2 separate regions of the Mus musculus genome follow, and region 2 is linked to region 1. A link is a loop called in an ENCODE intact Hi-C map of the cell type or tissue named here. Cell type or tissue: heart. All regions are shown on one strand. Links, peaks and the distances in the headings refer to the core of each region. The heading gives the core; the rest is flanking DNA.

What was found. A loop is a pair of places that touch in the nucleus more often than their neighbours do. Peaks named below come from ENCODE experiments on the same cell type or tissue, not always from the same donor. Only the 100,000 strongest peaks of a DNase experiment are listed, where the experiment ranks them.
Region 2: a loop joins it to region 1, with 2.8 times the contacts of the local background. A loop is called at or near these places in 9 of 42 quality-filtered maps.

Annotation. Positions count from the first base shown.
Region 1 is chr11:120,671,555-120,674,459 of GRCm38, forward strand. Aspscr1 (alveolar soft part sarcoma chromosome region, candidate 1 (human)) reads left to right here and starts at 1,419. Exons shown (of 16, transcript NM_026877.2): 1 at 1,419-1,616; 2 at 2,486-2,541. The coding sequence starts at 1,515. In heart, for the core only: no CTCF peak of the experiment used is centred there; DNase peaks (open chromatin) are centred at 1,457 and 1,767; H3K4me3 peaks cover 1,887 bases; H3K27ac peaks cover 1,887 bases.
Region 2 is chr11:120,623,197-120,626,101 of GRCm38, forward strand. Sirt7 (sirtuin 7) reads right to left here and starts at 1,818. Exons shown (of 10, transcript NM_153056.3): 1 at 1,681-1,818; 2 at 1,477-1,614; 3 at 1,294-1,398. The coding sequence starts at 1,776. It overlaps Mir6936 (microRNA 6936), which reads right to left and starts at 1,680; the gene lies at 1,627-1,680. It also overlaps a transcript of Mafg not described here. In heart, for the core only: a CTCF peak has its summit at 1,262 (motif pointing right); DNase peaks (open chromatin) are centred at 1,815 and 2,235; H3K4me3 peaks cover 1,865 bases; H3K27ac peaks cover 1,533 bases.

The sequences.
Region 1 (2,905 bases), core at 251-2,750:
CCACAGCCAGATCTTGTGGAGTTATTTTCTCATTTGAGGTTTCCTTCTTTCCGATGACTCTAGCTTGTGTCAAGTTGACATAAAACTAGCCCGGACAACTGTCAAGGAAATAAATAAAAAAAACTCATTCATCAATTGGTGTTAAAACTGTTGCATAATAAATGTGGGAAGAAAAAAAAAAAAACATGGCATTGTAGTCTTAAAGAATTAGCCTATAGCTGACTAATTTACTACCCAAGGAAAGAGGGACCTTGATTATGGAGGATTCCGACTTTAACTTGAGCCTGACCATGGTCAAATTTCACATGCTCACTTTCAGAACAATCTGTATCTCTTGATGGCTGTCCATTTTTCTCACTGCACCTCTCTAAATGTTCTGCCAGAGGATTCTAACAGTGGGACAGTTGAAAGAAAACAGACTTGAGGGTTTGTGAGGTTTTGTTTTAAATGCTAGTGTGTAAAAAAGAAAGGAAGAAAACCAAAGGGGACCCGGGAAGGTGGGCAGCACAGTGAGGGTCTAAGGTTGCATAGAACACGCAAACTCTTCCCATTCTTTTCCCCATGTTTGTCAATACACACGTGTGACACAGATGCTGTATACCAGCTTCTCCAGTCAGATTTGGAGATTTTTACAACAATCCCAAGGACCATAGGCAAAGCATTCTCCTTGAAGTCATGGTGACAAGCTAAGAGAGGGCCTGAAGTCAACAAGATGGCTCAGCAAGTAAAAGTGCCACCAAGCCTGGTAACCTCAAATGAATCCCTCAGTCCCACAAGGTGGAAGGAGGGAACAGGCAAGTTCGCTGACAATGCACACAGGTACCATAGCATGCCTGTACCTGCTCTTCCACAGACACACAATAAAAAAAAAACACATAAAATATAACTTTATTATTATTGTTGTTGTTATTTTTTCAAGACAGGGTTTCTCTGGGTAGCCGTGGTTGTCCTGGAAGACTGTTGCTCTGTAGACCAGGCTGGTCTTGAACTCAGGGATCTGTTTTTGCCTCCAACATACTGGGATTAAAGGCTTGCATTACCACATCAGTCTCAATAAAATATTTTTCTAAAAGGTTGTCGCCATGTGACGATGATGATCACAGGAACACTTGAGAAGGGAGGCAGGATCAGTACTTAACGGAGTAGGTACAAAGGCTAACTCTGGTGTGCGCATACCCAGTACTTGGTGACAGACAGGTAGCTGTGGGCCCCAGGCTGGCCCCAGGCAGCATAGCTTTCTTGCAGGCAGCCCCCAGAGCTTGGAGGTTCCCAGGAACACGTGCCTCCGGATGAAGAAACAATGTCCCTGACAGAACTGTGCTCCTTCCAGGGAGGTGCCTTTGGTCCGCGCCGTCGGGACGCCATCAGGCTGCCTAATAGCAAAGCAGAGCCAGAGCGCCGGGGGCGGGCCCGGAAGCGAGTTGGCCCCGCCCCCGAGACCGCGTGGCTGTGCGTCCGGGCTGTTGCGGATAAAGTTGTTTGAGGCGAGCCGGCTGCGGTCACGTGAGCGGAAGATGGCGGCCCCGGCGGGCGGCGGGGGCTCCGCGGTGTCGGTGCTGGCCCCAAACGGGCGGCGCCACACGGTGAAGGTGACGCCGAGCACCGTGCTGCTGCAGGTGCGGCCGCCGGCCCGGGTGGGGAACGGGCGGATGGGTGGACCCGCGGGCCGCCCGGGGTCGCCGCATCAGGGCCCGCCCCTGCGGTTGCTCCTAGGGCGGTAGGGCGGGACCGGGTCCCGGTGGGCGGGGCCTGAGGCAGCCAATGAGCGCCTTTCGCGCGGCTGTCCGCCCCATCCTCTAGATCTGGGTCCCGGGGGCGGGGCGGGATACTTGGAGGCGCGTTTGCTGAGCACGGTGGGGTGGACCCCACTAACAGGGTCGAGCCTTGCGAGCCCCAGAATCTTCGGCGCTTGTCCGAATCCAGCCTTCTCGGTCACCGGGAAGAGTGGCGTTCCTTCCTGCTCAGCTCAGGGGCGTCCCTCCGGACCCTAGGGCCTGTGTTCCCGGAAGTGAATTTTGCTAAGTCACTCACGGCTTTTGATTGTTGCTGTTTGTGACCTCGTATGAATTACACCTGCTTATTAAACCTCTGTTGTTAGGTTACAAAGGCGTACACGATTCATATCTGTGGCAGGGCCATACAGAGTGACCTCCATTTGGAGCTGCGCTCATGTAGAGGAGGGTTCTGGTCATGCAGCAGTTGCACAAAGACTGCCGGGCCACAGAGTGGCCGTGGACACAAAGTTCAGTAAGGCAGATTATTATTTGTGGCTAGAGGCCTCGCAGAGCCTAGAACATGGGACCAGGGGTGGACAGGCTAGGCCATAGTTGGAGGATTAAGTCAATAATGGGTCCCCAGTAGGAGGGGAGAGAGTAGACAGGATTTGCATGTAGTTTGCTTGGAGCTGGTGAGTGAGATGTTTGGTGGGCTGGCCAGTGCGCCTACTATCAGTTGAGGTAGGTTTTACCGATCATTTGTCCCACAGGTACTAGAAGACACATGCCGGCGGCAAGACTTCAACCCCAGTGAATACGACCTGAAGTGAGTTTGCTTGGACTCAGCTGTGGGCTTCTCAGTCTACCTGGTCCTTTTCTCAACACATACTATCTCTGCCTTAGAAGCGCCCCCATAGGTACTTTAATACAACAGAAGTTTATCCTTGCCCAGTTCTGAAGGCAAAGTCCAAAGTGCCCAGAGTATGGTTGTGCCACCCCCCCCCCCCAACCGCCCCCAGATTCTCTGTGTAGCCCTGACTGTCCTGGACTTCACTTTGTAGACCAGGCTGGTCTCAAACTCACAGAGAGCCTTCTGCCTCTGCCTCCACAATGCTGGGATCAAAGACCCCACCCCCACCCCTGTGGCTATACTCTAGAATATTCTAGGGAAGAGGACTCATCTCTTTCAG
Region 2 (2,905 bases), core at 287-2,786, 48 kb before region 1:
TGTGTGCACATGTGTGTAGAGGTGTGCGTTACACGTGTCAGTGTGTGAAGCTCACGGTCCACCTTAACTATTTTTTTTTTCTTAACACATTTGTTGAAGGGGACGTCGTGCAAGGGTCATGATGCACAAGTAGAAGTCAGAAGACACCTTGTGGCGGTCAGTTCTCTTCTGTTGTGTGAGCTCTGAGGACCGGACTCATGCACCAGGCTTGGTAGCAAGTGCCTAAGTATTCAGTGAGCTTCTCACTGCCTCCCCCACCTTTGTTGTTGTAGTTGTTAGTCTCTCAATGCACCTGCAGCTCGTGGATCTGGCTAGGCTGCTAGCCAGAGGGCTTCAGGGGGGCTTCTGAGCTTATCTTCCCAGTTCTGGGGGTTACAGAGTGTGGTACTGCTCAGCTTCTTCACATGGATTCTGAGAGTCCAAACTCGGGTCTTCACGCTTGCATAGCAGGCACGCTACCCACTGAGCCATCTCTCCAGACCACCTCAGGGCTTCTCAGAATAGAAGCCGAGTTCGCCTGAGGTCAAATATTCAACTTCAAAGCTAGTCATCCCTCAGCCTTCCCAGGAGAGCTCTCAGAGTCAAGAGGACAGCATTTCTCAAATGTACCTATTGTACCAGGACTCTGTCTGGTTTTTTTTTTTTTTTTCCCCGAGCCAGGGTCTTGCATGGAGCTTCGAGCCAGGCTGCTCTCAAGAGTTTGATCTTGATCTTCCTCCTCTACCAGGCCCCACCTCCTGAGTCCTGAGATTGGAGATTTGGGACTCGACACTAGTTTTCCATTTATCTTTCTTCAAGGAGTACAGGCTCAGGAGAAAGACTAGGGCTCCAGTTTGTCCACATCACGTAAATCGATCAATTTGTCTGCACTTTAAGGGAGAAGGCATTAGCAGGCAGTTGGCTACTATGCCCTACTACTGTTCCATGTTTGATTGGCAGTCAGAAACTACGCATTCTGTAACTCTTTGACTTAGCTTAATTATTATTTATTGACTTATTCTTTAGCCCTGGCTGACCTAGAACTCCCTATGCAGTCCCTATGCAGACCAGGCTGATCTTGAAATTACAGAGATCCTCCTGTCTCCCAAGTGCTGGGACTAAAGGAATGTGCCACCACTGTCACGTTGCCTTAGTTAAGTCTTAAATCTAGAATTGCTTCGGGTCTCTGAGAAAGGACACCTTGAAGTTACTTCAAAGGTGAGCGAGATTTTGAACTCCAGCACTGTACAGCCCGAGTTTGCATCCCAGAAGGGGGCGCCTCACACCCGAAGCAACGCGCAGGCCCTCACTCACTGTGCTGATTCCAGCGCCCGTGTAGACAACCAAGTGCCTGGCACTTCGGACAGCTCCGGCCAGTTCGCGGACCTTCCTCCGCAGCTCCTCCGGGTCATCACACACCTGATAGGAGCCAGGCTGGTTATTGCCGCCGCTCGCCTCCCGCAGCCCGCCGCCCAGCACCCGCTGCCCGCGACTCGCCTCCTCCTGGCGGCGCTTGAGGCCCTCACGCCGCCGACTTCGACCCTGCAGCTCGGTCACCAGATCCTCGCTCTCGGCCAAGAGCCGGCCCTCCTCCGCGCTGCGCTCTGCAGCCGCCTTCCTCAGGATGCGTGACACCTACGGACGAGCAGCGGGTGAGCGACCGCGCGCGCCGGCGCGAGCGCGGGCACGGCAGTGGCTCACCTGGCGGAGGCGCTCCCGCTGCTGCTCCTCCCGCAGCCTCCGGACCCGCTCAGCAGCTTTGCGCTCCGAGCGGCTCAGACCGCCACCGGCTGCCATCGCTCCTTTGACTGCGCTTCCGGCTTCCGCTTCCGCCTCATCCGGCAGCTACAGAGACGCATGCGCGGGCCCGGCCCTTTCCACCTCTTCCGGCTCGCCCTTCCCACCCTTGCTCCTTCGGGATTTCAAAGAAATACCACCAGATCTCTTTAAAAGGCGTTTATTGATCATATACAAAATAAAGAAAACCTTATATATCACAAACATACACTATGTACAGCAATAAATACCCGGGGGGCCAGGCCCAGTGCCGCCCCTCCTGGACAATAATTTAGCAATAAATACTGCGCAGGGCACGGGTGGGCACCAAGGCTGCTGCCTGCTGAGGCCAGGAGACTGATTGCTCTCCAAGTCCAGGCCTCACCTTGCAGCCAGATCCCCTATGGCCCTACCCAGGTGCAGGAGACAGGGTCTCACCTTGCAGCCACACCACAGCCCCTCCTCACTTGGATGTTGAAGGACCCTCACCCCATTTAGGGTACTCTCTACTAACCTTCCCCCTGGCTTCAGCCCTGCAGGGCAGGCAGGGGCTGATCAACTCTGCTTGGACACACCTCTCAGCACCAGGAGACCAACAGAGCTGGACACACAATAGCCCTTGTCCTGTTGCCCTAAGTTGCCAGGAGAAGGCTTTCTGTACCCATTCCCATTTGGTTAAAGGCTTCAGAGACTAGCAGACAGAGAATGGGAGGAAAAGTGGGGTTGGGGCATAAAGTTGCTGGAGGGGCCAAAAGCCCAACGGGGGCCCTAGAGAACAAGGAAATCTTATCAGGAACACTTCCTAGAACACTCTACCTCACACTTCCAGAGACACCCGTGCTATATTAATGCCGTTGCTCCAGGGGCAGGGTACGTATGTGTGTAGCTGGCCCAGCAGGTATAGCACACACCTAGGACACACGCCAGGAACAGGCAAACTGTGAGCAGCTACAGCGAACCCATGCCTCTGTATGGTACCGATCTGTCCTCTGTTCCACAACTGCTCCCAAACCAGGCGGCCAATGGCACTGAGAAAATATGCCAAGAATTATTCAGTGGCTTCTGGGGAGATTGTTAATGTGTTGGTTCCTTTCACTAAACCACAGCCTAAAAAAGTAACTCAGAAGATCCCAGAGGGGAAACAGTGTAG